Regions from separate parts of the Homo sapiens genome. Here region 2 is linked to region 1. The links are chromatin loops, found by intact Hi-C in ENCODE. Cell type or tissue: right lobe of liver. All regions are shown on one strand. Each heading gives the region's core, and the rest is flanking DNA. Links, peaks and the distances in the headings are about the cores only. Region 1 overlaps ATPAF2 (ATP synthase mitochondrial F1 complex assembly factor 2). Region 2 has its middle 15 kb from the start of SMCR2.

What was found. A loop is a pair of places that touch in the nucleus more often than their neighbours do. Peaks named below come from ENCODE experiments on the same cell type or tissue, not always from the same donor. Only the 100,000 strongest peaks of a DNase experiment are listed, where the experiment ranks them.
Region 2: a loop joins it to region 1, with 2.6 times the contacts of the local background. A loop is called at or near these places in 17 of 110 quality-filtered maps.

What each region holds. Positions count from the first base shown.
Region 1 is chr17:18,019,064-18,035,616 of GRCh38, forward strand. It overlaps ATPAF2 (ATP synthase mitochondrial F1 complex assembly factor 2), which reads right to left. Exons shown (of 8, transcript NM_145691.4): 2 at 9,552-9,596; 3 at 9,169-9,314; 4 at 7,256-7,353; 5 at 5,561-5,641; 6 at 2,682-2,794; 7 at 2,060-2,175. Among named protein-coding and RNA genes, the nearest start is that of ATPAF2, 12 kb to the right of the region's middle. RefSeq lists a silencer at 3,314-3,477. In right lobe of liver, for the core only: no CTCF peak of the experiment used is centred there; DNase peaks (open chromatin) are centred at 7,478 and 8,378.
Region 2 is chr17:17,654,652-17,671,204 of GRCh38, forward strand. No RefSeq gene overlaps it. Among named protein-coding and RNA genes, the nearest start is that of SMCR2, 15 kb to the right of the region's middle. RefSeq lists enhancers at 8,452-8,541, 9,032-9,171, 12,824-13,325, 13,326-13,825. In right lobe of liver, for the core only: no CTCF peak of the experiment used is centred there; a DNase peak (open chromatin) is centred at 8,861.

The sequences.
Region 1 (16,553 bases), core at 4,619-12,618:
CAGGAGGCTGAAGCTGCAGTAAGCCAAGATCACACCGCTGCACTCCCACTTGGGCAACAGAGCAAGACCCTGTCTCAAAAACACCACACACACACACACACACACACACACACACACACACACCCCACCACCCCACCCCCAGGGAGCCGGAGCAGGCACCTGTGCTCTCTGTGGCATGGATGGTCTGGAAGAAGTGCAGTCCAGGCCCAGGCCCAGGGCCAGTGGCTGCCCACCCACCACTGGGCAGGCTGGGTACCAGAACCACCCATGTGACTTCTTTGAGGAGGCCTTATGTGCCATCCCTTCTCCTACACTTCCTCCCAGAAAGCCTGTGAATGGACAGCCTCTCCAAGTTGCCTTGCCATGCTGGGCTACAAGTGCCCCCCAGCGCCATGTGGGTGGAATAACTAAATCAAGTAAGGCCACGCAGTGGCTTCAACTCTGACTCTTGTGGTAGTCACAGAACTACAGATGCCTCTGCTCTGCACACTGGGGACAAGTTGCAGATTCTCTGTCTGGAGCTCTAAAAACAAGAGGGAGGAACGCTCAGACACACGATGTGGCTGTCCAGACAGTGTAAGTCCAACCAAACCTTGCTGGCTCCTCCCTGGCTAGTTGCCCAAGAGGCCTGGCCTGGCCGCCCCAGCTCATCCAGGAACTCAGAATCCACCATGCTACACAAGCTATTTGAACTTCTGGGCTGCCTGGTCCCAAACTGTACAATTGTAATATGTCATCTGAAGAGTATTCCATACTTTCATTGTATACCATCACATACATAATTCAGGTTATTCCTCTGTTTGTAGAGGATCGAAACCAAAGTTCAGAGAATGATGGCCTGGCTTGGGTCCCATAGTCAGAAGCAGAGCCCAGACTGGCTTCCCACCAGCCCTACAAGTCACCCCCTTCCTATGTAATCAGTTCTGACATCCAGAGAATAGTAGCGGGCCTCCTTTGTTATACAAAAATAGTTTTTTCCCTGGCATTTTTCTGAGCAGAAGACTACAAGAACTAGGGAAATACATCACAAAAAGTTTTGTGTTTTTTTGTTTGTTTGTTTTTACCATATTAGGGACCAATTCATAATAGCAATTAACCTTCTGAGGTTGGTGGAATAACAATAAAAAGACTGCAAAGATGGCTATAATTTTCAGAGTTAAAAAATGCAAACCATACTGTGGCAAAACCTTAATTCTGAGCCCACTAAATCAAAACTTGTATACAAACAGCAGCTACCCCTATGCTCCTCTGCCAGCCAGATAAAATGTCAGGGTATGAAGGCTCAGCTGATGAAGGAGCACAAACGGGTTCTCAGTCATCTTGGCAGGGCCTGTTCTGCAGGCTTTATCAAGCCCAGATGGTCTTTATCCACCCGTGAACCTCCTTGTGCAGAGTGAGGCCTGACGGCCTTGGCCCTAAAATCACCAGACCTGGCTTCAAACCCCAGCTGGCACATTTTCCAGAGGTGCAACCTTGCACCTCCATTTCCTTCTGTGTAAAACAGAGATAACCACAGCTCCTACCTGCCCAGGCTGCTGAGAGGAGGTGAGATGGATACAATGCAGGAACACAGCGGTAGCACTTACTGTTATTTTTTTATTGTTATTATCTTACCTTTTTTTTTTTTTTTTTTGAGACAGGGTCTCACTCTGTCACCCAGGCTAGAATGCAGTGGCACAATCCTGGCTCACTACAACCTCCACCTCCCAGGTTCAAGCAATCCTCCCACGTCAGCTTCCCAAGTAGCTGAGACTACAGGTGCTAATTTTTGTATTTTTGTAGAGAGAGGGTTTTGCCATGTTGCCCAGGCTGGTCTCAAACTCCTGACCTCAAATGATCCATCCTCCTCAGCCACCCAAAGTGCTGGGATTACAGGTGTGAACCACCATGCCAGGCCTACTTGACAATACTTCTGCTGGTCCTTGATTTTGATTTCTGCGTGTACATAAAAGTAATAAAAGCCAAGTATGCATAACTATATTTCAGATGGGTTAGCTGCTCCCCCAAAGTGAGTCTGAACTAGGAAGGGGGAGGCGGGACCTGAGGTGCTGCTCCTCACCTGGTACTCCTCCTCCAGGCGTGACAGCAGCACGGCCTGCTCCACTGTCAGGCGCAGGTCAATCAGGCCCAAGGTTAGCACCATGGACTTGAGCTGGGCAGCTACAAACTCAATCCCTGCAGGGACACAAGCCAAGTCAGAACCCAAAACAGGGCAGCTGCCACAACCTACCCCTTGTGAGTCCCAGCAGCCCTAGCAGAGAACAGGAGTGAGTGGTGCAAAGAGCCATCCAGCGATTGTCCCACTCTTCTGAAAGAGCACTCTGGTCTTCCCTGGGGGTGATCCTCCTCTGCTCTTACCTAGTGAGACACATGACCCGAACTTGGCAAATCAGAGCTTTCCGCACCCAGTCTAGTGATTGGTTCATGGATGGACATGTGACCCAAGCCAGGGCAATGAGATTGAACTCAAGACTTCTGCTGGCGAAGTCGAAGGTGGAAAGGTGTGAGCCTAGAGCGTAGAGTGATTGGCTAGCATCAGAGCCACCCAGCCTCCACACTCAGCTAGCCCAGAACACTCTGTGCCTCTCCACTCACAGGACCTGGGGAGGGGCAAGTACAGGCTTCAGACACTGATGGCCTTCACAGCCACCTGCCAAGCCCACAAGAAACTCCATACATGCCTTGTAAAGCCCATGTGTTGTAAGATGCCAGGTGGCTGACGAGCACCTCCCGAGTTTTGGCAGGGATGCTGGGTCCCATTATGCTGGTGGAGGAGCTGATCTCCACGCCGTATCTGAAAGGAAAAGGGCTTCGGCATGTCTCTGTCATGCTGTAGCCCAAGAGCAGCCCACCTTTTGACTAGAAACAAAGGCCTAAGCTTCAGAGCATGTGTGTGCATTGGCCAAGGAGCTAGTCTTGACTACAGGAGCAACTGCCACCATGGTCAGTGGCCTCCCGACCTGATTTTCTGTCCCTCAAAAGCAAACTTGGAGGACCAAGAAACTGTGCTGAATGAAGGGATGGTTCCTGAGTCATGTGAGCTAGGGCTCGGTTATACGCAGCTGCCTGAAATGCTCATTCATTCACCTGGAATCTCCATCAAAAGGCCATCTGCCTTTTACATCTCTTTAAAGTTTTTCACATTTGAGGACATATAAAAGTTAAAAACAATATTTAAAATGGTTTTCCTTAAAATAATGTTTATGTCATATATCATGGAGGTTTTCTTTTTTATTGAGACAGGGTCTCGCTCTGTCACTCAAGCTGGAGTGCGCTGGCATGATCTTGACTCACTGCAGCCTTGACCTCCTAGGCTCAAGCGATCCTCCCACCTCAGTCTCCCAAGTAGCTGGGACTACAGGCATGTGCCACCACACCTAGCTAATTTTTTTTGTAGAGACAGAGTTTCACCATGTTGCTCGAGCTGGTCTCAAACGCCTGGACTCACGCGATCTGCCAACCTCAGCCTCCCAAAGTGTTGGGATTACAGCCATGAGCCACCATGACCAGTCAGCAGTCATTTTTTCAAACTTTTTTTTTTTTTTTTTTTTTTGAGATGAAGTCTTTCTTGCTTTCTACCCCAGGCTGAAGTGCAGTGGCATGATCTCGGCTCACTGCGACCTCCGCCTCCTGACCTCTGCGCCTGGCTGAGAAGATACATTTTCAAGAATAATCATAACTAAATAAAACAGAAAAACACAATGGGGGATAAAAATAATTTTTGTAATTTTCTTCCATATATCACTGATTTTTTTCTGTTGCTTAAAAAAATCCGGCTGGGGCCGGGCGCGGTGGCTCATGCCTGTAATCCCAGCACTTTGGGAGGCCGAGGCGGGCGGATCACGAGGTCAGGAGATTGAGACCATCCTGGCTAACACGGTGAGACGCCGTCTCTACTAAAAATACAAAAAAAATTAGCCGGGTGTAGATGGTGCATGCCTGTAGTCCCAGCTACTTGGGAGGCTGAGGCAGGAAAATGGCATAAAACCTGGGAGGCGGAGCTTGCAGTGAGCTGAGATCACGCCACTGCACTCCAGCCTGGGTGACAGAGCGAGACTCCTTTCAAAAAAAAAAAAAAAAAAATCCTGCTGGGTGCAGTGGCTCACACCTATAATCCCAGCACTTCAGGAGAATGAGGTGGGCAATCACTTGAGGTCAGGAGTTCGAGACCAGCCTGGCCAACATGGTGAAACCCCATCTCTACTAAAAACACAAAAATTAGCTGGGCGTGGTGGGCGCCTGTAATCCCAGCTACTTGAGAGGCTGAGGCACGAGAATCGTTTAAACCCAAGAGGTGGAGGTTACAGTGAGCCAAGATCGCATCACTGCACTCCAGCCTGGGCGACAGAGCGAGACTCCATCTCAAGAAAGAAAAAATAAAAAATCCTTGCTGAAATTCCTAATAGTACAAATGGACTGTAAGAAATGGCTAAGTTTTTCTATAAACTCTTAAGGATGAGGTATTTCCTGCCACAAGAATCTGATGATTTTATACTATAGCAAAGATCTCTAGGCACCTAAATTATTATTACATTTCATTAGATTCTGAAATGACACTGTTTTGTCACATTCCCACATAGTATTGTAGTCTGGTCTTTAGAGCACTGCCTTTGCCTTCTCTTTTAAGACCCAAGGACACCTGCCACATTGTGAGCATCGGGCAGCATGTGGCAAATCAGTGAACTGATTGGTAACATCACTTTTGTGGAAAACTGCTATACCAAGAAATGTGCCTTGCAAGCTTAGAAAATACCACAGTCAAGGTAGTACCATGAAAGCCAGCCCTTCCAAATTTCCCTTGGGATCAAATGAAATTGAATTTATTTTGCCACCACATCAATAATCCATTCAACTTTGCACTCAAGAGTCTTCCTATTAAAGAAAAATATTTCATATCAATTCCTGGAAGCTACATATCCATTGGATGTTACCCGTAATTTTGCAGGAAGCTATCCAGACTTTTCTCCAAGTGCATACATATCGTATATGTTGTTCTGTTATTTTATTTAATAGTACAGCAATTGTGACAAAGATTAAAATCACTGCCAAAATTTGAACATTTACTGTGTGCTAATAAGCAGGATGCTAAGCCTTTACATGCATCAATTCATTTATTCCTCCTCAAACCCTGAGAGGTAGGGATTATTAGCCCCATTTATAGACAAGAAAATTGAAGCTCAGAGAGATCAACTCATTAGCCAAGTCACACAGCTGAGTCTTCAGCAGAGCTGGGATTCAAACCGACACTGCTGCTCTGACCCGCTGGCAGAAGGTGGCCTGGGAACTCCACTGCTTCTCCAAGGACACAGAGCTGCCCCTACACTTCATGAACCGCTACAGCAGGTGTGCTGTACCTAGTGGCTGAAATTAAATTTGAGGTGCTTTTTTCCCAGGATGACCCTATCCCTGATCATATGAGGGGAGCCAAATCCCACGAGTGCTCTGAAATCAGAAAGCTGACTAGCTAAGGGCACTAGTTTTCCAGCGTGACCCCCTGACCCCTACACTCCACCAAACGCAGGTGCCCAGTCAGTGCTTTCTGCAGGGCTGTACATCTTACCTTTTCTCAGCCCATTCGATGATTGGATCCCACTCATTCCTTTGAAGTTCCACTAATGTCTCGGGCTCCTCCACCCTGTAGCTAATTCATTGTAAAAATAACCTTCATTAATAAAAAAGTACAATTCCTTCATTCAGTGATAGAAAAGGAAAAACACAAAGGACAACAGCAAAAACTTCACCACCACCATCCCAGCCCCACAAGTCTTTTCCCCTAAAGCAGTGGTTCTCAAAGTGTGGCCCTGGCACCAGCATCGCCTGGGAACTTGTTAGAAATACACATTCTCAGGTTGCATGCCTACAGAAATCAGAACCTCTGGAGGGGGGCCCAGCAATCTGTTTTAACAAGCCCTCTAGGGGATTCTAGTGTAAGCTTGAGTTTGAGAACCACTACCCTAAATGCCCCCAAATATTTGACAGGTCCAAGCTTGCCACACTGTTACTGCCATCCTAAAGCAGATCCAATCTACTAACTGCAACCCTGGGTCCACACCCGCTTGACCCAGATGCTGAATGGGAATGCTGTGCCAGATGCTCAGTCTTTGCATCTCTACCCTCACCCCCTCCAAGAGACTGTGCCCCTGGTCACAGACCAAATAGCCTGTTTATACCTCATAAGTCCACCCACCTCCTGGCTACAGATGCAGCTGCTGGCACAGATGCCAGACCTGATGGGACCAAGCTAGAGGTCAGGCTGTGCCATTTGTTTGACCAAGAGACACAGACATGAGCCAGTTGAGAGGAGCTGAGCTGCAGGGCCTCATGGGATGGGAATCCAAGTGGGCACTATGGAAATCCACTGTCTTGTGTAAGCAAAGTGGGGAAGAGAGGTCATGAGTTATGCAGGAAAAGCTGGGGTGCTGGGAGGGGCAGATGGACAACCAGCCTTTCCTCCCTCACCTTCCTCTCACCCTAGTAGGGCACAGGGAGGAGCTCTGACATTGGATCTTCCAGCTACCTTTCCTGGTGACCCAACTGTCCTTCATTTCCTGTCAGGATCCCTGTATAGTTTTCAAGAATCCCCTTTTTGTCTGAGCTAGGTTGAATGGGTTTCTGCTCCCTGCAATCAAGTGAACCCTAATATAAATGGAGTGGGCGTTCCCACTAGCTATGGGTCACCCCCTTCGAAAGCACGCCTCCAGCCATCAGTGCTGACTTCCTGTGTCATCGTGAGATGACTCAGGATCCTAGAGCACTTGGGCTAGCAGGCACGGTGCTGCTCAATCATTTCCATTGTTTCTCAACTTTCCTTTGGCATCACTGAACAATTAGCCAAGAAACATAGACACAGAGGAGAATTCAGAACTGGAGAAGGACACTCCTAGTTATCAGCATCCATAGTGCCAAGGATGCTTTACCTGAGAAAGTGTCGGTGGGCAGAAGTTTAAGGTCACAGGCCCCCCTAGGCCTAAGGGGCCTGTGGTCACGGCACCTGCAAGAGCTGCATAACCACCCTCCCAGCCTAAGGAGCAGCTTCTGGGCTAGAGAAGAGGGGTGGCCATGTTCTGACACCATTGTAGCCCGAGGAGTCCTCCTCCTAAGGGGCTACAGAGCAGCCAAGTGCCAAAGTCAAGTGGGCCACCTTCCTTGTCCTTGCAATAAATGGAGAGGGTTTCTTCTTCCACTGATAACCATCTGGGCAAATCAGGAAAAATAGCCTCAATCCAAGGGGAATGCCCATCTAAATGTCCATTACCAGATGGTGTCGGTGTCCAGAAACTTCACGGCTGCCCGGATCAGCTGATCCTTGTTTCTCTGGGTTGGGTTGTCCAATGATGTGTTGCACAATGTGGTCTGAATCAAAGGCAAAAACCACCCTGTCACTGCCTGCGGGGCTCAGGCAAAAGCCCTGCTTTCCTGAGGACACCACATCTGACACATAGCAGACAGCACCACAGCACAGCCCTCCACCAGAGGCGTCTGCATTACCGGAGCAGCAGCACAGCTACTGAGAGTGTGCCACAACCAGGCTCCATGCCAAATGCTTTGTGTTGACGCTCACAGGACTCGAGGGAAGCTTGCAGCAGCCCCAGGATTAGTGAACCTCCCCCATGGTCACATGCCTTTTATTACCAGGCTCTAGTGTATTTAATTTAATCCTCACAACAACCTTTTGGAGTAGGTACTATTATTATGTCCATCTGGGATGTGAAAACTGAGGCCCAGACAGGTTAAGTACATTGTCAAATACAGTTAATAAGACATGTATTAGTGATGGAGCTCAAATCTGACTGGAAACCTTTACCAGCTGCCTCCCTTACACCTTAGAAAGTAGGGAAATAGCCCATGCAAATCGGGATCAAGATTATTTTTTTCGGCCAAGTGTGGTGGCTCACGCCTGTAATCTCAGCACTTTGGGAGGCTGAGGTGGGCAGATCACCTGAGGTCAGGAGTTCAAGACCAGCCTGGCCAACATGGTAAAACCCCATCTCTACTAAAAATACAAAAATTAGCCTGGCATGGTGGTGGACGTCTGTAATCCCAGCTGCTTGGGAGGCTGAGACGGGAGAATCGCTTGAACCCAGGAGGCAGAGGTTGCAGTGAGCCGAGATTATGCCATTGCACTGCAGCCTGGGCAACAGAGTTAGACTGTTTAAAAAAAAAAAAAAGATCTTTTTTTTTCCAGACTTACCTTGTCAATAATAGGCTGCTTAGGTTACCCTATTCGTTTGTAGCCCTAATCACCCTAATTTCACTAGGTTGTCAAGGACCAGGCCAACCACCTCAGCAGGCTGTGATGTTGGGAGGAGGCCCACCTGGGTTTGCAAAGGTTGAGCACAGCAGCGGCTGGGATGATAGCAGCTGACTCCTGTATTGACTGAGTGCCCAGTCAGTGCTGGGGACCATGCCAAGGGCTTTCTTGCATCATCTCATCTCATCCTGACCACAGCTCCGTGAGGTGGGTACTATTATCACTCATCTTTAATCGGTGGGGAATATGGGGCTGCGAAAGGGGTAGCAACCTGCCCAAGGTTACAGTTTAGAAGCTGCAGAGGCTGGACCTAAGAGTGTAGCTGGGCCCTTCCTTCCCCAGGCAGCCTTGGTGCCTAGGCGAGCCACTTTGGTGTGGACGAGGGGGCTGGTTCTATAGGGAGTCTTCCTCACCTCACCCATCTGCCTCCAGTGGATCTTATATTCAACTAATATTTACTGAGTACCAACTAAATTACCTGCTAGTGGCTGTCCAGACACTGATGAGTAAAACAGACATGGCTCCTGCCCTTCTGTTGCTTACCAGGCAGTGGAAGAGACAGACAATAAATGTGCAAACATAAAACAATTATAAATTGCCTAAGTGCTGACAAAACAAATGGCCAGCTGCTGTCATAGAAAATAAGAGAGCTGGGCAGTCAATGAAGGTGACATCTGTCCTGAAACCAAAGGAGAAACCAGCCATCCAGCACAGTGTTCCTAGGAGAGAGAGCTGCAAGTAGCCGGGCCAGACAAGGAAAGAGTTTAGCACGTTAGTGACTTGAGAGGAGGTGAATCCCTGGGGGCCAGACAGGCAAAGGACCAGCCCCCAGGGCCTTGTCGGAATTTGGTAAAGGGTCTACCCTACGAAGCCCTGGGTGGGTCTCAGGGTCCAGGTTCACACTGTGAACTTGTTACCAGGTGCATGGTGTAGTACTTGATGGTATCCTGCTGGGAATCCCACTCAGTAGCCACTGCAATGGCCAGGGCCTCGCTGGGGACGGTAAAGAGCTTGGCTTGGGGAGTTTTCAGCTTCCTGTGGTCCAGGTTTATCTCAAAGCCACCTTGAAAGATCAAATGAAAAACTCTCAGGGATTTGTTAAGTGGAATCAAGTGACCATTCCTATATTTAGCCACTTGAATTGGTGCAGACAAAGCCAACTCTGAGTCCCTTACAGAAATATATCTCACAAAAAGCAGGAAGGATAATCGCACCATGAAACCAGCTGAAGATGAAAAATGTTCCCAACCATTCACAAAAAAAAAAAAAAAAAGAGGCAGTCAAAATTTCAGACACTCACCTTCACCCTGTGTGATGCTGACATTCTGATAAAACCTCTTCCTTTCTGTAAGAAAGATTTTTCAAAGAGGCAGTTTAAAATAACGTTGAGACAACTCAGGAAGCGACAGGACCAGCTTGTATCATTACTGCTAATGTTGATTGATTGGCTTGATTTTCATATCCCCATTCAAGGTCTGCCCTACTCAACACGGTATAATCAACCGCTTCTGATTAAAGCTGGGGGAAGGGAACATCTGATCTCCAGGGAGAAGGGAGGAACAGAACATGCTGGTCATACCTCTGCCAGCCCCGCAGCCTGGGGACAAGTCTGATCAGGAGCATCTCGGCATGCTCTCCCACCCTCCCCACCACCAGTGCCACCTCATGCCAGCACAACGAGTTCAAACCTAAAGTCGGTGTCTGAGTGGGACAAAGCTAGAGACCCATTTCAGGCAAGACTCTGATGCCTCTAAGGAGTGAGTGGAAAGCCAGTGTGCGTGCGCAGGGTGTGCGTGTGTGATACATCGGCAGGATACAGAGCTCCCAAGGGCATTTCCCATCCCCTCTCTCCAATTAATTAACCTAATTAACCAGCTTGCTTGTGTATCCAACAGGAACTCCAAACATTTCCTTCAAGAATGGGAAAATCTATGTCCTTTGTTTTCTTTTGAAAATAACTTGAATAAAATCTTACATGAAACAGTCTCCTTCTTTTACCCTGGAGGGATTAACAACCAAGAGCACTTCTAAGGAATTATGCAGATTCCCTCAACTGATAACAAAGAAGTCACATTTTGGAAGCTATAAGCTATAACTCAGTCTCTCACATCTGTGACAAACACAAAACTTTCATTCATTCATTCGTTTGTTCACTCGTTCATGTGTTCACTGAGTTCTCAAAGTCTTTGGAGACCCTAACTGAAGTTATTTATTGGAAATAATGATGCAGCATGTGGAAGAAAAAAGAGTAAATCATTTGCTTTATTTATTTATTTTATTATTATTTTTTTTTTGAAATGGCGTCTCACTCTCTTGCCCAGGCTGGAGTGTAGTGGTGCAATCTCAGCTCACTGAAACCTCCACCTCCTGGGTTCAAGCGACTCTCCTGCCTCAGTCCCCTGAGTAGCTGGGATTACAGGCATGCGCCAACACACCAGGCTAATTTTTGAATTTTTAGTAGAGGCAGAGTTTTGCCATGCCAGCCAGGTTGGTCTCGAACTCCTGACCTCAAGTGATCCAACCCGTGAGCCACCATGCCCGGCCAAATAGTTTGCCTTTAACGCTAAAAAAAAAAAAAAAAAAAAAAAAAGGCTGGTCGCAGTGGCTCATGCCTATAATCCTAGCACTTTGGGAGGCCAAGGTGGGAAGACTGCTTGAGGCCAGGAGTTCAAGACCCAAGCTGGGCAACATGAGACCCCATCTCTACAAAAAATACAAAAATGAGGCCGGGCGCAGTGGCTCACGCCTGTAATCCCAGCACTTTGGGAGGCGGAGGCGGGTGGATCACCTGAGGTCAGGAGTTCGAGACCAGCCTGGTCAATGTGGTGAAACCCCATCTCTACTAAAAATACAAAAATTAGCCAGGTGTGGTGGCACATGCCTGTAGTCCCAGCTACTCGGGAGGCTGAGGCAGGAGAATCGCTTGAACCCGGGAGGCAGAGGCTGCAGTGAGCTGAGATCACGCCACTGCACTCCAGCCTGGGTGGCAGAGCAAGACTCCATCTCAAAAAAAAAAAAAAAAAAAAAAAGAAAAATTAAAAATTAGCTAGGCATGGTGGCACATGCCTGTAGTCCCCAGCTACTAGGAAGGCTGAAGCAGGAAGATTGCTTGAGCCCAGGAGGCTGAGGCTTCAGGTGAGCTGTGATGGCACCACTGCACTCCAGCCTGGGCAACAGAACAAGACCCTGTCTCTTGGGGAAAAAAAAAAAAAAAAAAAAAACAAGCTTAAGTTAAAATTTCATTAATTCAAATAGACCATGAAAATTCAGGAGAAATTAGTATGTGTGCATGGACAGGGAAGGGTAATGGAGAAGTGGGCAACTGGTTTTACTCCAAATATTTTTTTTCTTTTTCTTTTTTTTTTTTTTTTGAGATGGAGTCTCACTCTGTTGCCCACGCTGGAGTGCAGTAGCGCGATCTCAGCTCACTGCAAGCTCCACCTCCCAGGTTCACGCCATTCTCCTGCCTCAGCCTCCTGAGTAGCTGCGACTACAGGCGCCGCCACCACGCCTGGCTTTTTTTTTTTTTTTTTTTTTTTTAGTAGAGACGGGGTTTCACCGTGTTAGCCAGGATGGTCTTGATCTCCTGACCTCGTGATCCACCTGCCTTGGCCTCCCAAAGTGCTGGGATTGCAGGCGTGAGCCACCGCGCCTGGCCTTTTTTTTTTTTTTTTTTGAGATGGAGTCTCACTTTGTCGCCCAGGCTGTAGTGCAGTGGCGCGATCTCGGTTCACTGCAAGTTCTGCCTCCTCGGTTCACACCATTCTCCTGCCTCAGCCTCCCGAGTACCTGGGACTACAGGTGCCTGCCACCACGCCTGGCTAATTTTTTGCATTTTGTTTAGTAGAGGCGGGGTTTCACCATGTTAGCCAGGATGGTCTCGATCTCCTGACCTCGTGATCCGCCCACCTCAGCCTCCCAAAGTGCTGGGATTACAGGCGTGAGCCACTGCGCCCAGCCTACTCCAAATATTTTTATGTTTTCCCATCATATCAGTTTTCTATAAATCTCATTTGCTATCACTAATACTTACAGACAGAGGGCCCAAAATTGCATTCCACATTTGCACTTACTAAACTAAGGCCCAAATTGTTTTCCCACAAAAATATGTGTGTGTCTACCATGTGTCTTGGCACTTGGGATACAAGAGTGAATAAAATAGACAGAGTTTAAAGTGTTTTTTTAGGCCAGGCGCGGTGGTCACGCCTGTAATCCCAGCACTTTGGGGGGCTGAGGCGGGCGGATCACGAGGTCAGGAGATTGAGACCATCCTGGCTAACACAGTGAAACCCCATCTCTACTAAAAATACAAAAAATTAGCCGGGCGTGGTGGCGGGCGCCTGTAGTCCCAGCTACTTGGGAGGCTGAGGCAGGAGAATGGCGTGAACCCGGGAGGTGGAGCTTGCAGTGAGCTGAGATCGCACCACTGCACTCCAGCCTGGGTGACAAAGCAAGACTCCATCTCAAAAAAAAGAAAATAAAGTGTTTTTTTAGGATCAGATCTGTCCACCAAGATGATGTTGTCTTACTATGGCACCTTCATCTGAAATCACAACACTGATTATCTCATACGTTTGACACTAAAATTAGAAGTTTACAGCACCCTACTGCTTTTAAATTTCTCTACATGCTGTCCTGGTCATATCCAAATGGCAGGCTAGACATGGGTCTGGAGGCCTCCTTTCCTCTCTCAGGTCTGGAGTGAGGTAGACCATGTCCTTTGTGTTTTCCAATGCAACAGGCTGGGCTGCATGTATAAAAGCCAGGCCAGGCAGGAAGTTGGGAAGGGCTCTGAAAGCTCTGACTCAACACTGGGGAAAGGGTCTTCCCATGTCAGCAGGAAGAGCCAGCAGAGTGTACAAATGTACAAGAGTGAGCACTCTAGCATACTTCCAGGCCCGGTCTGGGAAGTGAACCCAAGAGACCTGGGGCAGACGAACAGACTCAAGGCAGGAACTGCCAGCACAGGGCTGAACCTTCAAAAGCTCCTGGGACAGCCAGGTTTCCCAAGAGGGAAGTCTTTTTTCTGTTTTGTTGGCCAGGCTCACTTCTGTAACTGAATAAGAAAAAACTAGATGGGAGTGGGATAGATGGAGGGCAGGGAAGAAGCCACCAAAAATTTCTCCAAGCAGAAGAAAACCATGCAGAAAATGAGACGGCAGAAGGGCAAAAGAAGCCCAGGGGCCGCCAGGCCTCAGATTAGAAGGCAGGTGCACATAGATGTGTTTTAGCCAGGGGCTCTCCTGAATGACCCACTGACACTTGGAGGGGCAAACGTGTCTTGGAACAAGCTTTGGTGAGTACTGATCATGTTCCAGGACATACAAGTCCTGGGGATGGGACATGTGCAAAGCTCATCTCTGCACTCTCCAGCCATTTACTGTCTAGTAGGAATACAGACACTAAACCAGGCAAACAATAAGGTGACTTCTGTGATGGGGCAGGCACGTGGAACGATTAGTCAGAATTAAATTGCAACTTGAAGGTGAGGCAGGAGGTACCAAACTTTCTGATTGATTCAATTTTTTTTTTTTTTTTTTGGCAGAGCAGGGCTGTGGAAGTAGTTTCCAGATGAAGAAACAGGTTGCATGAAGGACCAGGGTTTCTAGAGAGCAGTTGTGGACTAGACAGATGGTCAGAAGGAGAATGCAAGATTCTCTAAGATGCTAGAGAGGGCAATGGGGCCACATATGGGGGACATGTAGATCACTGCAAAGACAGCAAAGGGAGCCAAGTAAAGGCTCCACACAGGCATACAGGAACTTGATCTGGGGCCGGGCATGGTGGCTCATGCCTGTAATCCCAGAACTTTGTGAGGCCGAGGGGGACAGATCACTTAAAGCCAGGAGCTCAAGAGCAGCCTGGCCAACATGGTGAAACCCTGTCTCTACAAAAAATTAAAAAATTGGCGAGGTGTGGTATTGCCTGCCTGTAATACCAGCTACTCAGGAGGCTGAAAATCAGTTGAACCCAGGAGGCGGAGGTTGTAGTGAACCAAGATTGCGCCACTGCACCCCAACCAGGGTGACAGAATGAGACTCTGTCTCAAAAAAAAAAAAAAAAAAGAACATGATCTGGACAATTCGTTTGGGGGATCCATGTTCCCCAACAATGTCACATAAGACAAAATGTGAGACCACCAGAAACCTATGAAGCTTCCATGTTCTCGGTGAATACATGGTTAGCAGACATCAATGGTAACCCTGTCTTTAAAGATGAAAAAAATCAGCCTAGCTTTGTAGGATCATGCAGAACTGGCCTTTCCTTTAGAAAGATTACCAGCCTCAGGAACCACAACTCCCACAGTGCACCAAGAAGAGGAAGTACTGGTTTCAGAGCTGTCTCAGTGCCTTTATCTTTTAAAACAGTGCCATCTGGTGGGCCTTAAACCTTAAAGGTGAAATTCTAACTCCAGGGCCATCTGTAATCCTAGGGCGGCTCTAACCAACTCTTTTCAGGTATCAAAATTCTTCAGCCCAAATACATAAAGAACTCTTACGACTCAATAACAAAAAGACAAATAGGCTGGGCATGGTGGCTCGAGCTTGTAATCCCAGCACTTTGGCTGGCTGAGGCAGGTGGATCACTTGAGTCCAAGAGTTCAAGACCAGCCTGAGCAACATGGCAACACCCTGTCTCTACAAAAATACAAAAATTAGCCAGGCATGGTGGCACGTGCCTGTAGTCCCAGCTACTCAGGAGGCTGACATGGGAGGATCACCTGAGCCTGGGAGGTTGAGGCTGCAGTGAGCCATGAACACACCCCTGCACTCTAGCCTAGGCAACAGACCGAGGCCCTGTCTCAAAAACAACAACAAATAACCCAATTTAAAAATGTTCAAGTCTGAGAGACCGAGGTGGGAAGATTGCTTGAGTCCAGGAGTTTGAGACCAGCCTGGGCAACATAGCAAGACCCTGTCTGTACAAAAAAATTTTAAAGTCAGCTGGGCATGGTGGCACACACCTGTAGTTCCCAGCTACTTTGGAGGCTGAGGTGTGAGGCTCGCTTGAGCCCAGGAGGTTGAGGCTGCAGTAAGCTGTAACTGAGCCACTTGCACTACAACCTGGGTGACAGAGCAAGACCCCCTCTCTTTAAAAAAAAACAATGGTCAAGGGATCTGAATAGACGTTTCTTCAAAGAAAATATACAAATAGCCATTAAGCACGTGAAAAGATACTCAACATAATTCATCAGAGAAATGCAAATCAAAACCACAATGAGATACCACTTCAAACCCTTTAGGACAGCTGTAATAAAAAAGACAACAACAAGTGTTGAGATATAGAGAAACTGGACCCCTCAAACACTGCTGGTGGAAATGTGAAATGGCACAGCCACCTTGAAAAACAGTCTGGCAGATCCTCCAAAAGTTAAACAGAGTTACCATTTGACCCAGTAATTCTACTCTTAGGTATATGTCCAAGAGAAATGAAAACATATGTCCACACAAAAACTTGTACATGAATGTTCATAGTAGCGTTATTCATATTAGCCAAAAGGTAGAAACGACCCTGTGTCCACCAATGGATGAATGGATAAGTAAAATGTGGCATATTTACACATACAATGGAATATTGTTTGGCAATAAAGAAGAATGGAGTCATTGATACATGATACAAGGTGGATAAAACTTAAAAACGTTTGGTCATGGTGGCTCACTCCTGTAATCCCAGCACTCTGGAAGGCCGAAGCAGGAGGATCACTTGAGGCCAGGAGTTTGAGGTCAGCCTGAGCAAGACCCCATCTCTACAAAGCACTAAAAAGCTAGCCGGGCATGGTGGTGTGTGCCTGTAGCCCTAGCTACTTGGGAGGCTGAGGCAGGAGGATCACTTGAGCCCAGGAGTTTGAGGTTACAGTGAGCTGTGATCGTGCCACTACACTCCAGCCTGGGCAACAGAATGAGACCCAATCTCTTAAAAACAAAAAAAAACAAAAAAAACCCAAACTTTAAAACATTATGCTAAGTGAAAAAGTCAGTCAAAAAAGACCACATTCTATTTATATAAAATGTCCCAAACAGGGAAATCTATAAAAGAACAAAGGAAAGTAGTAGTTGCCAAGGGATGGAAGTAGTAAGGGTGGATGATAGCTAAAGGGTGCAGGTTTCTTTTAAGGGTGATAAAAATGTTCTAAAATTGATTGTGGCAATGGCTGTACAATTCTGTAAATATACTAAAAACTATTATATTTACACTTCAAGTAAATGAATTGTATAGCAAGTAAATATCTCAATAAAGCTGTTAAAAAAATCCTTCAGGCCAAATGTATAACATTTAGCAAACTTTTTCTGCAAAGAATCAG
Region 2 (16,553 bases), core at 4,946-12,945, 360 kb before region 1:
ATTTTAAGTAATTTCTTTGCTCCCATATCTGATCACAGGTTGTTAGAAGCAGCCAGGCCACATCTTGAATGTTTTGCTGCTTAGAAATTTGTTCCACCAGGCTGGGCACAGTGGCTCATGCCTATAATCCCAACAGTTTGGGAGGCCAAGGCGGGCAGATCGCTTAAGCTCAGGAGTTTGGGACCAGCCTGGGCAACATGGCAAACCCCATCTCTACAAAAAATACAAATTAGCCATGCATGGTGTCACACATCTGTGGTCCCAGCCACTCAGGAGGCTGAGGTGGGAGGATTGCTTGAGCCTGGGAGGTGAAGGTTGCAGTGAGCTGAGATCGTGCCACTGCACTCCAGCCTGGGTGACAGAGAGAGACTCCATCTCAAAAAAAATAAAAAAGAAAAAGAATTTTTTTCCACCAAATACGCTAGATCACCACTCTGAAGTACAATCTTCCACCAATCCCTTGGGCATGGACACAGTGCAACCAAGTTCTTTGCTACAGCATAGCAAGAGTGACCTTTGCTCCAGTTTCTAATAAAGTCCTCATTTCCATCTGAGACCTCATCAGCTTGGCCCTCACTGTCCATATTTCTGTCAGCATTTTGGTCACACTAGTTAACAGTTCTCTAAAAAGTTCCAAACCTCCCCTCATCTTCCTGTCTTCTTCTGAGCCCTCCAAACTCTTCCAACCTCTAGCCATTACCCAGTTCCAAATCTGCTTCCACATCTTCATGTATGTTTATAGCAACACTTCACTCCTTGGTACCAATTCTGTATTAGTCCATTTCTGTTGCTATAAAGGAATATCTGAGGCTGGGTAATTTATAAAGAAACAAGGTTTGGCCAGGCGCGGTGGCTCACGCCTGTAATCCCAGCACTTTGGGAGGCCAAGGCAGGTGGATCACCTGAGGTCGGGACTCCGAGACCAACCTGATCAACATGGAGAAACCCCATCTCTACAAAGAATACAAAATTAGCTGGGCGTGGTGGCACATGCCAGTAATCCCAGCTACTCAGGAGGCTGAGGCAGGAGAATTGCTTGAACCTGGGAGGTGGAGATTGCGGTGAGCCGAGATCATGCCATTGCACTCCAGCCTGGGCAACAAGAGCGAAACTCAGAAAGAGAGAAAGAGAGAGAGAGAGAGAGCGACAAGAGCGAAACACAGAAAGAGAGAGAAAGAGAGAGAAAGAAAGAAAGAAAGAAAGAAAGAAAGAAAGAAAGAAAGAAAGAAAGAGAAAGAAAGGGAGGGAGAGAGAAAGGAAAGAAAGAAAGAGGGAGGGAGGGAGGGAGAGAAGGGAGGGGAGGGAGGTTTATTTGGCTCACGGCTCTGCAGGCTGGTCAGAAAGCACAGGGCTTGCATCTGCTTCTGGTGAGGGCCTCAAGAAGCCTCTGATCATGGTGGGAAGTGAAGAGAGAGCAGGTGTGTCACATGGTGAGAGGGAGCAGGAGAGAAAGCAAAGGAGGTGCCAAATCTCGTGTGAATTCATTGCTGTAGGGAGGGACCAAGCCATTCATGAGCGATCCACCCCCCATGACCCCAACACCTCCCACCAGCCCCCACCTCATATACTCATATATATATGCACACACACACACACACACACGTGTGTGTGTGTGTGTGTGTAAAATAGGTATATAGGCTGGGCGTGGTGGCTCACGCCTGTAATCCCAGCACTTTGGGAGGCCGAGGCGGGCGGATCACGAGGTCAGGAGATCGAGACCATCCTGGCTAACACAGTGAAACCCCGTCTCTACTAAAAATACAAAAAATTAGCCAGGCGTGGTGCCAGGTGCCTGTAGTCCCAGCTACTCAGGAGGCTGAGGCAGGAGAATGGCGTGAACCTGGGAGGCGGAGCTTGCAGTGAGCAGAGATCACGCCACTGCACTCCAGCCTGGGCCACAGAGCAAGACTCCGTCTCAAAATAAAATAAAATAAAATAAAATAGGTATATATATATATATATATATATATATATATATATACACACACACATTATATATGTGTGTGTGTATATGTGTGTGTATATATACACATATATATACACACACACACACACACACATATATATATATATATATATATATATTTTTTTTTTTTTTTTTTTGGAGACAGGGTCTTGCTCTGTCTCCCAGGCTAGAGTGCAATGGTGCGACCACAGTTCACTGCAACCTCAACCTCCTGGGCTCAAGCAATCATCTTACCTCAGCCTTCCAAGTAGCTGGGACTACAGACATGTGCCACCACATGTGGCTACTTTTGGATCTTTTTTTTAGAGATGGGGTCCCACTATGTTGTCCAGGCTGGTCTCGAACTCCTGAACTCAAGCAATCCACCTGTCTTGGCCTCCCAAATTGTTGGGATTACAGGTGTGAGCCACAATGCCCAGCCCCCATATCTAATATTGGGGATCACATTTCAACATGAAATGTGGAGGGGACAAACATCAAAACTTTCTCACTCGGCCAGTGTATTCATTTTCAGTGGCTGCTGTAACAAAGCAATACAAACAAGGTGGCTTACAACAAATTTATTCTCTTGAAGTTCTGGAGCTGGAGGTCCAAAATCAGGGTATCTGAAAGGGCTGCATTCCCTCCAGAGGCTCTAGGGAAGGATCTTTTCCTGCCTCCCAGCATTCCTTGGCTTGTGGCTGCATCACTTCAATCTCTGCCTTAGTCTTCACATGGGAAGATGTGTGTCTCTGTGTCCTCCCCTGTTTTTTTTTTTTTTTTCTCTTTTTTTTTTTTTTTTTTTGAGACAGGGTCTTGCTCTGTCATCCAAGCTGGAGTGCAGTGCTGTATCCAAGCTGGAGTGCAGTGGTGCGATGATAGATCAGCCTTGAACTCCTGGCCTCAAGTGATCCTCCTTCCTCAGTGGTCTCCCAAAGCACTAAGATTACAAGCTAAATCCAGAATGATTTCACCTTGAGATCTGTAACTAATTATATCTACAGAGACCCTGTTTCTAAGTAAGGTCGAATCCTAACAGTCAGGTTGGACATGAATTTTGACACTATTCAACCCATTACATCCAGGGTCACACTGTAATCTACCCCCTCCCTCTCTCATCTCATCCCCAGCCTTTTCCACCTGGCCAGTGCCAACCTCTGGCCTCTGCTCTTTCCTTGGGGCACCCTCTTCCTTTCAACCCTCTACCCAGTCTGAGCCTGCTCACCCCTCCTGGTATCCTTCCCATGTCTCATGCTCTGCCTCTTCTCATTTGCAGTGGTGACCCCCCCTCAATTCCCACTGCCCCCCTGCATTGACCAAAGTCAAGTGGCCTACAGCCCCTGTCCCTACCTCCTTTTCATATGCTTTCCTGAATAGTGAGTCTGGAAACCTGAAATCATAGTCCCAGACTCCCTTGCAGCTCGGTTCTAGATGTGAACTTGGCTCTGACCATTAGATTCACTGACATGTGTGACCAGAATGCTTTCTGGTGGGAAAGTGTGGGAGAAGCTCCTCCCTGCTGCAAAGGCACGTGTCCCTACAGCAGTGTCACTGGCTCCAGCTGCAGCTTTGTGAGTGGTGAGAGGGTCTCACTCTGTTGCCCAGGCTGGCATGATCTCGGCTCACTGCAACCTCCGCCTCCCAGGTTCAAGCAATTCTCCTGCTTCAGCTTCCTGAGTAGCTAGGACTACGGACACCTGCCACCATGCTCTGCTAATTTTTGTATTTTTTGGTAGAGATGGGGTATCACCATGTTGGCCAGGCTGGTCTTGAACTCCTGACCTCAAGTGATCTGCCCATCTCGGCCTCCCAAAGTGCTGGGATTATAGGCATTGAGCCTCTGTGCCTGGCCAGCTTTTAAGAACAAAGTTTGCACCTGGGCAGTGCATGGCTCATGCCTGTAATCCCAGCACTTTGGGAGGCAGAGGCAGGAGGATCAGTTGAGGCCAGGAGCTCAAGATCAGCCTGGACAATATAGTGAAGTACCACGTCTCTACAAAAAAATTAAAAATTAGCCAGGCATGGTGGCACACACTGGCAGTCCCAGCTACTGGGGAGGCTGAGGCAGGGGGATCACTTAAGCCCAGAAGTTTAAGACTGCAGCAAGTTGTGATTGCCCACACTGCACTCCAGCCTGGGTGACAGAGCAAGACCCTGTCTCCATAAATCAATCAATCAATCAAGGTCGCACAATGTCTTTTTAGATACGACACCAAAGGGACAATCTGTGAAAGAAAGAATTAGTAAGTTGGACCTCATTAAAATAAAGAACTTCTGCTCTGCTCTACAAAAGGCTGTCAAGAGAATGAAAAGCCAAGCCAGAGACTGGGTGAAAATATTTGCCACAGACATATCTGATAAAGGGCTGTTATCCAAAATTTATGAAGAACTCTTAAAACTCAACAGTAAGAAAATGAACAATCCAGTTAAAAAATAGGGATGGATGTGGTGGCATACTGCTGTAGTCCCAGATACTAAGGAGGGTAGGGCAGGAGGATTGCTTGATCCCAGGAGTTCAAGTTCAGCCTGGGCAGCATAGCAAGACCCCATCTCTAAAAAACAAAAGATCTAAACAGACACCTCACCCAAGATACACAGAAAGCAAAAAGGCATATGAAAAGAGGCTCAACATCATACATCATCAGGTTAATGCAAATTAACACAACAGTGAGAGCCTCTACACACCTATCAGAATGGCCAAGATCCAGAATGCTGACAACATCAAATGCTGGTGAGGATGTGGAGCCACAGGAACTCTCACTCATGCTGGTGGGAATGCAAAATGATACAGCCACTTTGGAAGACAGTCTGGCAGTGTTATGGACTGAATGTTTTTGTTCTCTCAAATTTCGTATGCTGAAGCCCCAGCCCACTTTGTGACTGTATTTATTTGGAGACAGGGCCTTTATGGAGGTGATTAAGGCTAAATGAGATCATAGGGATGGGGCCCCAATCCAATAGGATGAGTGTCTTTATAAGAAGAGACATGAGAGCAAGCTCTGAGCTGGCTGCCTCTCTCTCTTCCCCACCCCACCTTGTGAGGACAAAGCGAGAAGGCAGCCATCTCTGAGCCCAGAGAAGAGCTGCGGGATTAAACCTACCTTGCCCACACTTTGATCTTGGACTTCCAGCCTCCGGAACTGTGAGAAATAAATTTCTGTTGTTTAAGCCACAAAGCCTGTGGTATTTTGTTATGGCAGCCTGAGTTAAGACACGCAATTTTCTTACAAATGAAACAGATTCTTACCATGTGATCCAACAGTCATGCCTCTTGGTATTTACCCAAATAAGTTGAAAACATATATCCACAAAAAACCCAGCACACAGATGTTTATAGCAGCTTTTTTCATAGTTGCCAAAATTTAGAAGCAACCAAGATGTCCTTCAGTAGGTGGATGGATAAATAAACCGTGGCACACCCAGACAATGAAATATTATTCAGCGCTAAAAAGAAATGAGCTAGTAAGCCACGAAAAGACATGGAGGAATATTAAATGAATTTTACTAAGTAAAAGAAGCCAATCTGAAAAGGCCACATACTGTGTGATTCTAAATATGTTACATTCTGGAAAAGGCAAAACTATGGAGACAGTAAAAAGGTCAGGGTTTGTGGCCAGGGCACAGTGGCTCACGCCTGTAATCCCAAAACTTTGGGAGGCCGAGGTGAGCAGATCACGAGGTCACAAGTTCAAGATCAGCCTGACCAATATGGTGAAACTCCATACTACTAAAAATACAAAAATTAGCCGGGCGTGGTGGTGCATACCTGTAGTCCCAGCTACTCGGGAGGCTGAGGCAGGAGAATTACTTGAACCTGGAAGGTGGAGGTTTCAGTGAGCCGAGATTGTGCCGCTGCACTCCAGCCTGGGAGACAGAGCAAGACTCTGTCTCAAAAAAAAAAAAAAAAAAAAAAAAAGTCAGGGTTTATGGGGAAGATGAATAGGCAGAGCACAGAGAAATTGCAAGGCCGTGGAACAAGTCAGTATGACCCATGGCATTATAACTACAGATGAACAACACCAAGAGGGACCCTAACCTAAGCCACGGACTTCCAGTGATAATGATGTGTCGATGTAGGTTCAGGACTGGAACAAATGTACCATCTGGCGGGGGGTGCTGACAATGGGGGTGGGGAGCTGTGCACATGTGGGGGCAGCAAGGACATGGGAAATCTCTGCAACTTCCACTCAGTTTGGCTGTGAATCTAAAACTGCTCCAACAAGAAAGAAAGTCTATTAAAAAAAATACATACATACATAAAGAGCAAAAGTTGATTTCTTGCTCATGCTACGTCTGACCAGGGAGCAGGAAGACACTACATGGTGCAGCCAGTCTGGGTCCAGGCTGACTGAGATTCTGTTTTGATGGGGTCTCACCAGCTCAGGGAAAGGAAAGTGAAGAATTGCACACCAACTCCGGAAGCTGCTTCCGGGAAGTGACATCCTCATTTCTGCTCACATTTCATTGGCCAAAGCAAGTTACAGACAGCCTTGACCTTGAAGCGCGTGAAGAAGCGCACTTCACCTTGGCTGGTGCCAGGAAGGAGAACTGGGGTGCTCATGCCCTCCATGGACCACCACATTCTGCTAAAAACACTCAGCATGGTGTGCACTGAGCCCTGCCTCACACACATGCGCACGTGCACACACACACACACACACACACACACGAGCATACGCACACACCCCTCCTGGTCAAGCCCCTGACGCTTTTGCCTGGTCTTTCCTCAGCAGCTGAGAACAAGGGCCCTCAGTTTTGGATGCGAAGCATTTCCAGATCGGTTGATCAAATATTTACTGAGAAATTACCAGCTGGGCACAGTGGCTCATGCCTGTAATCCCAGCACTTTGGAAGGCCGAGGCAAGTGGATCATCTGAGGTCTGGAGTTCAAGACCAGCCTGGCCAACATGGTGAAACCCTATCTCTACTAAAAATACAAACATTTGCTGGGCGTGGTGGCATGCGCCTATAATCCCAGCTACTCAGGAGGCTGAGGCAGGAGAATCATTTGAACCCAGGAGGCGGAGGTTGCAGTGAGCTGAGATCGCGCCATTGCACTCCAGCCTGGGCTACAAGAGCAAAACTCCATCTCAAAACAAAACAAAAACAAAAACATAAACAAAAAAGAAAATAAACTACTATATTCACGGCAAAGACAGATTAAGGACAAGGCAGTTGAAAATGAAATGACAGGACCTGAAGAAAAGTGTGTTTCCCAGAGCTGCTCTCACGAGCTCTCCGGGAGGTGGGAGGGTCACTCAGCCCCAAGCTTTGTGAGATGTTGGGTGTTGGTGTGTGGCCAGGTATATTTACGTATAATTTACATACAATTAAACTCATCAATTTTTAGCATACAATTCTATGGATTTTGACAAATGTGTCAAATCACATAACTGCCTCAAGCCCCCTTGTGGTCAGGTCAGCCTTTTCCCCATCCCCAGTTCCTGGCAACCGCTGATTAGTTTTCTGTCCCTATCATTTTGTCACTCCCGGAATGTCACATAATAGAATCCTGCAGCCTACAGCCTTTCAAGGCTGGCTACTTTTGCTCAGCATAATCCACTTAAGATTCACTGATATTTTTGTACGTACCAGTAGCTTGTTCCTTTTTTTTGAGACGGAGTTTCACTCTTGTGGCCCAGGCTGGAGTGCAATGGCACGATCTCAGCTCACTGCAACCTCCGCTTCCTGCGTTTAAGCGATTCTCCTGCCTCAACCTCCCAAGCAGCTGGGATTACAGGCATGCACCACCAAGCCTGGCTAATTTTGTATTTTTAGTAGAGACAGGGTTTCTCCATGTTGGTCAGGCTGGTCTCAAACTCCTGATCTCAGTGATCTGCCCGCCTTGGCCTCCCAAAGTGCTGGGATTACAGGCATGAGCCACCGCGCCTGGCCATTTGTTCCTTTTTATTGACAAATACTATTTCCTTGTCTGGACATACCGCATGTTGCCTCTCCATTCATCAGTGGATGAACAATGGGCTGTTTTCACCAGTGCACTTGCCTTGGAATCCACAAACTGCAAATGGCAGTGGCCTTGCCCATCCCACCCACACCGCTGCAGTGCGCGGCCTGCTCGTTGGGCCACAGATACATGAACCTCCACCTGCCTCAGGGCCTCTGCACTTACTGTTGCGATGCTTGCGATGCTCTTCCCATGACTCTGGCCTCCTTCCTCAGAACCTCTGCTCATAAGTCACCTCTCTGACCACCCTGTCCTCAGTTTCCACCCCATCACTCTCTGTGCCCTCCTCCTGCTGTTCCTTCTCCCAGCACCCACTGGAGTCTCTGGTTTTGTTTGCTTGTTTGTGTATTGTCCATCTCCCACCAGACTGGAGACTGGAGACCCTCAGCGGAGGAAGTCTCTGTTCATGGCTGTATCCCCAGGGCCTGACACAGAGTGGACTCTAAATATGAGTTGAGTGAGCAGCTGCTGGTACAGGATCACAGGAGGATTAAATGAAATAGCGAGTGTGAGTGCCCTTTGCAACCTGCTGTGCTTATTGAGGGGGAAACAGGCTGAGAAAGGTGCAGTGACCAACCCAGGGCCACCAGGTCAGAGCGATAGACACCCAGGCCTACACCCCTCCCTGGGCCACCCTCCTGTCCACCCTGCCTCAGGGCCAGCGTTCCTAAGGCACATTACACACACACACAGCCCACAGACACCCAGACCGCACACACAGCTCAACACCACACACAGACAAACGCCCTCAATGCAGACATGCCCAGCCTTGCACACACAGGAAGTCCACACACAAACACCAGCACACTGCCTTGAACACGCAGGAATAGCATTCACACGCCCATCCCCCTACACAAACACACAGGCCACACCCACACGCCAAAACACACCCCCAGCGTCAGACCTTGATGACTGACAGCCCAGGACTCCAGTGGGCTTGCGTCGCCATAACAACAGACGGCTCCGAGTCTTGGGCTGTGAGTGTGGTCGGGCTGTGAGTCACAGCTGCAGCAGACGCTCCGCAGAGCAGGAGCAGCCTGGCCCAGTGCGGACTCCCCAGTGCCAACCTCTTATGGACGCAGAGTGGACCCTCTCAGATGGGTGTGCAGTGTCCATTAGCATTACCCACAGGAGGGATGTGGCCCTCAGGTGTCCCCTGTGTGCCACACACTGGCGTGCGCCCAGAGCTTCACACACATTTTCTTGCTTAATCCTCGTGGTGTCCTCACCAAATCAGTGTGGCCAGGGAGACCATTTTACAGATGTTGAAACTGAGGTTCAGGTAGGGGAAGTCCCTTGCCTCACTCAGGTCACACAGTGAGTCACCACCAGGCCTGAAATTTGAATTCAGGTCTACTGAACCATGAAGGGTCCTCTTTCCACTGCCCTGAATCCAATCCAGGGGAGCTCCCAGCTGTGCACACCATTTCCAGACAAGAGCAATAGATTATCAGCTCTCACTTGCACCAGAGTTGGTTCTGCCCTTGTAGAGCTCCCTTGGTAGGTAGTGAGATCCCCATCATGAGCAGCATCCAAGCAGAGACTGTCATAGCTGCTATGGAGAAGCATCAAGTATCAGGGGACAAGGGGTTGGACCAGACGGCCTGGCTTTGAGTTGTAAATGACAAAAAAAATTATTGGCAAACAAAACAGGAATATAAAAGCTTCAGGAACAGCTGGATCCAGCTGTCAGATGTCATCAGGAATCTTCTTCTGGATTTCCCCTTCCTTGGGGTTCACTTTCTTCTCAGAATAACCTTCCCTAGCCTAGGGTAGACCTCACAGCTGCAGGCTTACATCGGTCGTGGCCCCCAAAAGCAAGCTTAATAGATGTTTGTCAGATGAATGCTAGAAGCATGATAAGGTTGCGGGTCTCAGTCTAAGTAAATCCCAACTTGACCTCTGGGAGTCACTCTGAGGAGGCGCAGTGCTCATTCCTGTGTGCCAAATCCCATCATCTCTCAAACGTCGTATGATTGAGTTAGATTGTACTATGCACTTCACAGACATTAACTCATGGAAATCCCAGGCAGCCCTATGCAGTGGTCACAATCTCCATCTCATGGACGGGGACACAGGGTCCCAAAGAGGCAAAGTGTGGTACCTGAGGTAGGGCTAGAGCCACACAGTGCCTTACCAGGCTGAGATCAGGAGGCCGTACCTCTGAACGAGGGCAGGACTGTTCTTCACAGGCAGCTTTCCTCCAAGGAGGCAGAGGACGGCACTGGCACGTTCACTCAGCAGCCAACATTGGCAAGCACCCACTCTACCCCGTGGCCCGGGGTGCCACTGCCCATGGAGCTTGGAGGTGCCAACTGCTGCCAGTGACCTTGGGTAAGTCATTTTGTGCTTGATCCTTGCATCCCCATCTGTAAATGGGCAGGTCACCCCACTCAGAGGGGCAGAACTCATGTCAGTGGTTGAACGCTTCTGGCAGTACAGCCCAATAGAACTTCCTATACCAGGTCCCACAGGGTGGCCACACACCGCTCCTGAACACCAGAAAGTGACTAGTATAATAATAACAATTTTAAAGGCCGGGCGCGGTGGCTCATGCCTGTAATCCCAGCACTTTGGGAGGCCAAGGTAGGCGGATCACAAGGTCAGGAGTTCAAGACCAGCCTGGCCAACAGAGTGAAACCCTGTCTCTACCAAAAATACAAAAATTACCCGGGTGTGGTGGCATGTGCCTATAGTTCCAGCTACTAGGGAGGCTGAAGCGGAAGAATCGCTTGAACCCGGGAGGTGGAGGTTGCAGTGAGCTGAGACCGCACCATTTGTACTCCAGCTTGGGTGATAGAGTGAGACTCTAAAAGAAACACACACACACACACACACAATTTTAAGTTTTATTTCTTTTAAATTGATTGAAATGTACCTAGCTACACGTGGCTAATGACAACCATATTGAGCAGCAAAGCTCCAGGGTTCTAGACAAACAGCAGATATTAATTTTGGTTTTGTTCTGTTTTACTAACCCCACCCCATGCTCCAGTGCAGGCAGCCTGGTCCCTAGCTTGTCTCAGAGAGCTTTGCTGGCCTCCTTTGCCAGACCCGGTGGCCAGACTCATCATGGCCTTGGGACCTTTGTGTGGCTCTGGAGAAGAAAGAAGCTCCCAATAATGGCTGAGATTCAGTTGCCCACCAGCCAGCAGGATAGGGGCTTAGAACAGGATGTAAGATGATTTAAAGAAAAAAAGGGGCTGGGCGTGGTGGCTCATGCCTGTAATCCCAGAATTTTGGGAGGCCGAGGAGGGTGGATCACTTGAGGTCAGGAGTTCGAAACCAGCTTGGCCAACATGCTGAAACCCCATCTCTACTAAAAATACAAAATAATTAGCCGGGCGTGGCAGCCGGCGCCTGTAATCCTAGCTACTTGGGAGGCTGAGGCAGGGGAATCGCTTGAACCCGGGAAGTGGAGGTTGTAGTGAGCCGAGATCACACCACTGAACTCCAGCCTGGGTGACAGAGTGAGATCCATCTCAAAAAAAAAAAAAAAGAAAAAGAAAAAAGGAAGCTGGCTGTTTCTGGCACACCTGGGTTTTCCACTGGGTCTATACCAGGTGCACAAGTGCCTACTCCCCACCTCTATACCCGCACAACCCACCACGTGGACATGCACCAAACACACCCCCCAGCTGTGTGTGGACACAAGCAGCCAACACATGCTCTGTGGCTTACTCCTCCCATGCTCCTGGGCCTGGGCTGAGGGTCCAGCAGTTCACAGAACATCCACGTGGTCTGGGCTTCCAGAGCCTGTCCATCCTCCATCCCCTCTACCTGCCCAGGATCCCCGGGCCCCTGCTGGCCTACAGGAGTAAATGGCCACCTGCACACCCTACACACTCACGCCCAGCTCTGGATGGACATGAGGCAGGGCGAGGTCTGGGCGGTAGCCAGGAAATCCTAAGCTGTGAGTGTTCGTTCCCTGTTGCTGCTGTAAAGAGTTACTACACATGTCGGGGCTTAGAACAGCAGAAATGATTCTCTTGCAGTTCTGGAGACTGGGTGTCCAAAATCAGTATCACTGGTCTCGAGTCATGGCGTCTGTGGGGCTGTGCCCCCTCGGAGGCGCCAGGGGAGAACCTGTGCAGGGCCCCTTGCAGCCTCAGCCAGCTGCCCTGGTGATCCCTGGCTGTGTTTGCATCACTCTGGTCTCTGCCTCGGTGGCCGCGCAGTCTCCTCCTCCGTGCTTGTGTTGTCGAGTCTCCCTCAGCCTCTCTCTGTTGTGGACACTAGGGACAGCATTTAAGGAACCCCTAGATAGCCCAGGATCATCTCCTTATCTCAAGACCTTTAACTTTGCACATCTGCAGGAGCCCATTTTTTGGCTGTAAAGGGGACACCCACACGTTCCAGGGATGAGGACCTGGATATCTTTAGGGGCCATTTTTCAGCCTACCATCATGAGCCGCAGACACTCCGTGGCCAGCTCCCAAACTTAGCTCTGGCTGTGGGGCCGGGTACAGTGACAGACCTGAGACCCCATCAGCGCTGACACCATAGGCCCCAAGAGCCTGTGACCATGGCTGGTGAGAGCTCCCCAGAACAGTGGGGCTCTCAGAGAAGTAGAGTGAGGAGCACAGAGAGACGGATGGGTAGGTCCTGGGAGCAGGAAGGTATGAATTCAGGGGAGGCACACCGTGGCCTCCAAGCTGGGCCTCCACAGTGTCTCACTTCATCTTCCCACAGCCCTTGACAGATTAGGAAACCAAGGCTCACAGAAGCAACAGCTAAGTCCTCTGTGCAGCTTACCTCTGAACGGCCCCACAGAGAAGCTGTTAGCAGCTCCAAGTTACAGGGGGAGGAAGTGCCTGCTCAGAGGTGATGTGACTTGCCCAAGGTCACACAGCAACAGGTGGCAGGGCAGAAGCATGAGCCCTCTGGCTGACTCAAGCACCCACCTTCTTGGTGCCTCACCAGGTTCCCAGAAGCCAGAGGGTGAGCTGGTTTTGGAGAATGACCAGGATTTGGGGAAATGGAGAAGGAGGGTAGATGAACTTTGAGAGCTGAGTGGATCAATGGGATTTTTTTCTGGCTTTGGAGGGAGGTGACCTCAGCGTGGGGGTCAGTGTCTCTGCTATTGGGCAGGTTCCTCCTCTCAGGGGCCCCAGAACAGACTCCAACAACGTCCATCCCAGCAACAGGTGGGGGTCTTGGGAGGGTTATGTCTAAAGGGCTGTGTTCACCCCACAGATGACTCTCAGGGGCCTGCCATGGCCCCTCCCTCCTTGGTTTTTTCTCCCTTTTGTCTGCTGCCCCCATCCCACAGGCCCTGGAGGGCAGCAGGAAGGAGAAGGGCAGGGGTTGTGGCATGGCTGAGTGCACCCTCATTTCTAGGGACTCAGGAGAGCAGAAAGAGCTGAGTGCCCCCCAGGAGCAAGCCAGGAAGGGGCCATTCTTGCCTCCAGCGGTGGCTGGGAGCTGGCCCCATCAGGAATGGGGTAAGGCTCCAACCAGCAGCCCTGAGACCCCAGCCTGGCCCTCTAGGGCTGCACACAGAGTTGCACACACCCCACCCACGTGTGTGGACAGATGCACACCCCTCCCTCCTTACACCTGGGCCTCTAACAACAGTTAGATGCCACAGAGGGCCTGGGCACGCCATCTGTTGTTCAGGCCACACCCTGCTCTTGCTCAGGTGGAAAACTCTGGAGTGTCCTGGGCTCCTCTCCTCACCCCACGTCAGAAATTCTTGTCTATTCTACCTTCAAGGTATATTTGGAATTGGAATCTTTTCATTGCCCACAGCCCCACCCTGGCCAGGGCCCCCTGGATTCCCAGGCCTCCTGCTCCTGCCCTGGCCCCTCTCAGCAGCCAGGGTGCACTGTGAGGACCTAGGGGAGATCCCAGCTCTCCCTGAAGGACCCCGTCACTCAGGGTCTGAGCCAGAGGCCCCACTGTACACTGTGGCCACCCAAGCTGGTCCTGACCCTCTCTGTCCTTGCCTCCTGCTCTCTGCCCCCATGCATTGCTCTTCAGCCCCACAGGCCTCCCCACTGCTCCCGGCACACTCCTGCCTCAGGACCTTTACACCTGCTGTCTCCTCTTCCCAGCTCCCCACACATCTGTCCCCTGCCTCCCTCAGGTCTCTAGAGGCTCTAAGACCACCTTCTCTCACCTAACTAACAAGCTGCTTCCCCCTCCCACCCCCTCCCGCACCCCCTGGGACACTCATCATCCATAGCTCCTATATTTACCTTTCTATTTTGTCTGTCTCTCTCCTGCCCCAGATACCCACTAGAATGTTGGCTCCATGAGGACATGGATTTGTGTCTGCTTCAGTCACTGTTGCACCCCTACCCAGCCCAGCATCCGGGGCATTGCAGGCTCTAACACCTGTGGAGGGAAAGAGTGCAGACAGAGACAGGCAGGGGCAGGTGACCTGTACACACTCAAGGCCTAGCGGGGCACTGGCACAGCTGCACATGCCCACACCTGCGCACACACACGCACACGCGCGCGCGCACACACACACACACGGGCCCTGAGCTGAATGCCCTTGGCTCAGTGGGGCCTTGGACGACAGTCTGGCCCTGGCTCTTGGGCAGCTGGAGTCTTTGTCCTCACCCAAGACTGCCAGCCCACCCCAGCTGTGGCTGCTGATGCCCCAGATGGGCCTGCACTTCTGAAGAGAAAGGACCAGTTTCCTGCAGCCAAACCTCCAGTGCAGACCACAGAGCAGCCACGGCATCTGAGCTCCTCTCTCCCTCCCGCCTCTGCATCCCTGACTCATCCCCCACCCCAGGGAGGCAGCCTAGGCCCAACTGCCCCACTGAGCAGAAGGGAAGGCTGAGGCAGGAGGCTGAGCCAGCCAGCTGCCCCCGTTAAAGGAGAAGCAGATAGACGTGGCTTCCAGCCCAGCCCCTCCCTGGCTCAAGCGGTCACCTCCCAAACAGTCTGACCGCAGTCTGTGGGGGCTCCCTGGGCACCCTTGAGCCATGCGTGTGCAGCCAGTATGCACACTCCCGCCAGCCGGCCCCTCCAGCCCAGCTTATCACTGATGACTTTCCCAACAGAGATCGATAGAAAACCTTTTATCTCCTTCCCCGTGGTGGCTCAGACTCAGGCCTCAGAGCAGAGCTGGCTCCTGTTACTATGGTGACCCTCAAGGACCTCACTGACTCCCTCCCATTCACCCCCATCCCCACTCCCTCCTCCCTCCATCCTCCCTTCCCCTCCCCCACTCCCACTCCCTCCCCATCCCATCCTCCCTTCCCCACTCCCTGCCCCAGCCCCTCTCCTACTCCCTCCCCACCCCCATCCCACAGCCTGGGATCAATGCTGGTTCCCTACAGGGCCTGCACACCTCCCGGCTGCTCATGGCTGACAGGGAGGGGCCTGGGGGGCTCCTTGCACCCACCCAAGCCCCATCTGCTCCTGGTCTCGACCTTGCCAGTCCCCCACTTTCATGCCAAACTACAGCTCCAGTGCCCGATTGAGGCCTCCCACCTGCCCACACCGTCCTCAGCATTCTGTAACTGCTCACTTATATCAATGAGTTGTTTCCCCCTCCATACAGACAGATGGCACCCCTCCATACAGGGCTGCTGGGAGCTGTGAGCATTACATAAGCACAAACCTATGTTGAGTTTGGCCTGTGGCTGATGCTCAAGATATACTAGCCATTGTTAATAAGCCTCAATTTGTGCATTTATTAAATAGGTATAAAAGGTATTATGGTTGTAAAGATTAAATGAGAGACAGACACAAATAGTTTAGCTCACGGCCTGGCACGTTCTAAACACTACATCCATGAAGGGACACACAGCCTCCCTTCTTCCTTAGCCTCCTTTCTTCCTTTGTTCTTTGAAGGTGTTTAGGTATGGGGAGGAGGTGGGAGGAACAGGTGCATCCCCGCCCTCCATGGAGGCTCCATAGCCTTGGCCTGCAGCATGCAGGCCAAGGAGAACAATGCCCCATCAGGGTCCAAGTAACCTGTGCCCTCTCTCTGCCCACAAAGCTATATTGGTTGTGCCTCACTTTGGCGGAGGCCAGATTTTCCTCCCATGTTACCCTTGCCTTCCTGCCTGGAGGCCGGGGCTGCTCTCTTCCTTCTGCCTGGAATGCCTTGCCATACGGCCAGCCCCACAATCAGGGAACCATCTTCAAGGGAAGTGCTATGGCACCGAGATCTGGAGCCAGACCCCCCGGGTCCACATTGCAGCTGTGCCACTGCTACCCTCTGAGGCAGCTGCACAGAGGCCTCCCAGGACCCCACACCCTCATCCCCGGAGCCTACCAGTGCTCCCTCAGGTGGCAAAAGGGTCTTTGCAGACGTAATTAGATTACGGATCTTAAGATTGTTGCAGGCTATCTGGATGGGCCCCAAATGTAATCACAAGTGTCCTTGTATATAAGAAAGAGGCAGAGGGAGCTTCGACTGAGAGGAGGAGCTACGCCGATAGAAGCGGAGGTTGCTGTGATATGAGGATGGAAGCAAGGATTCTCCCCCAGAGCCTCGAGGAAGAGCCAGCCCTGCCCACACCTTGACTTTGGACTTCCGGCGTGCAGAACTGTAAGAGAATAGATGTGCATTGTTTTAAGCCACTGGGTTTGTGGTCATTTGTTCCAGCAGCCGCAGGAAGCACACACACACGCTGCCTCCTCTCCTCATCTGTAAAATGGGGCTGGTTCAGGACC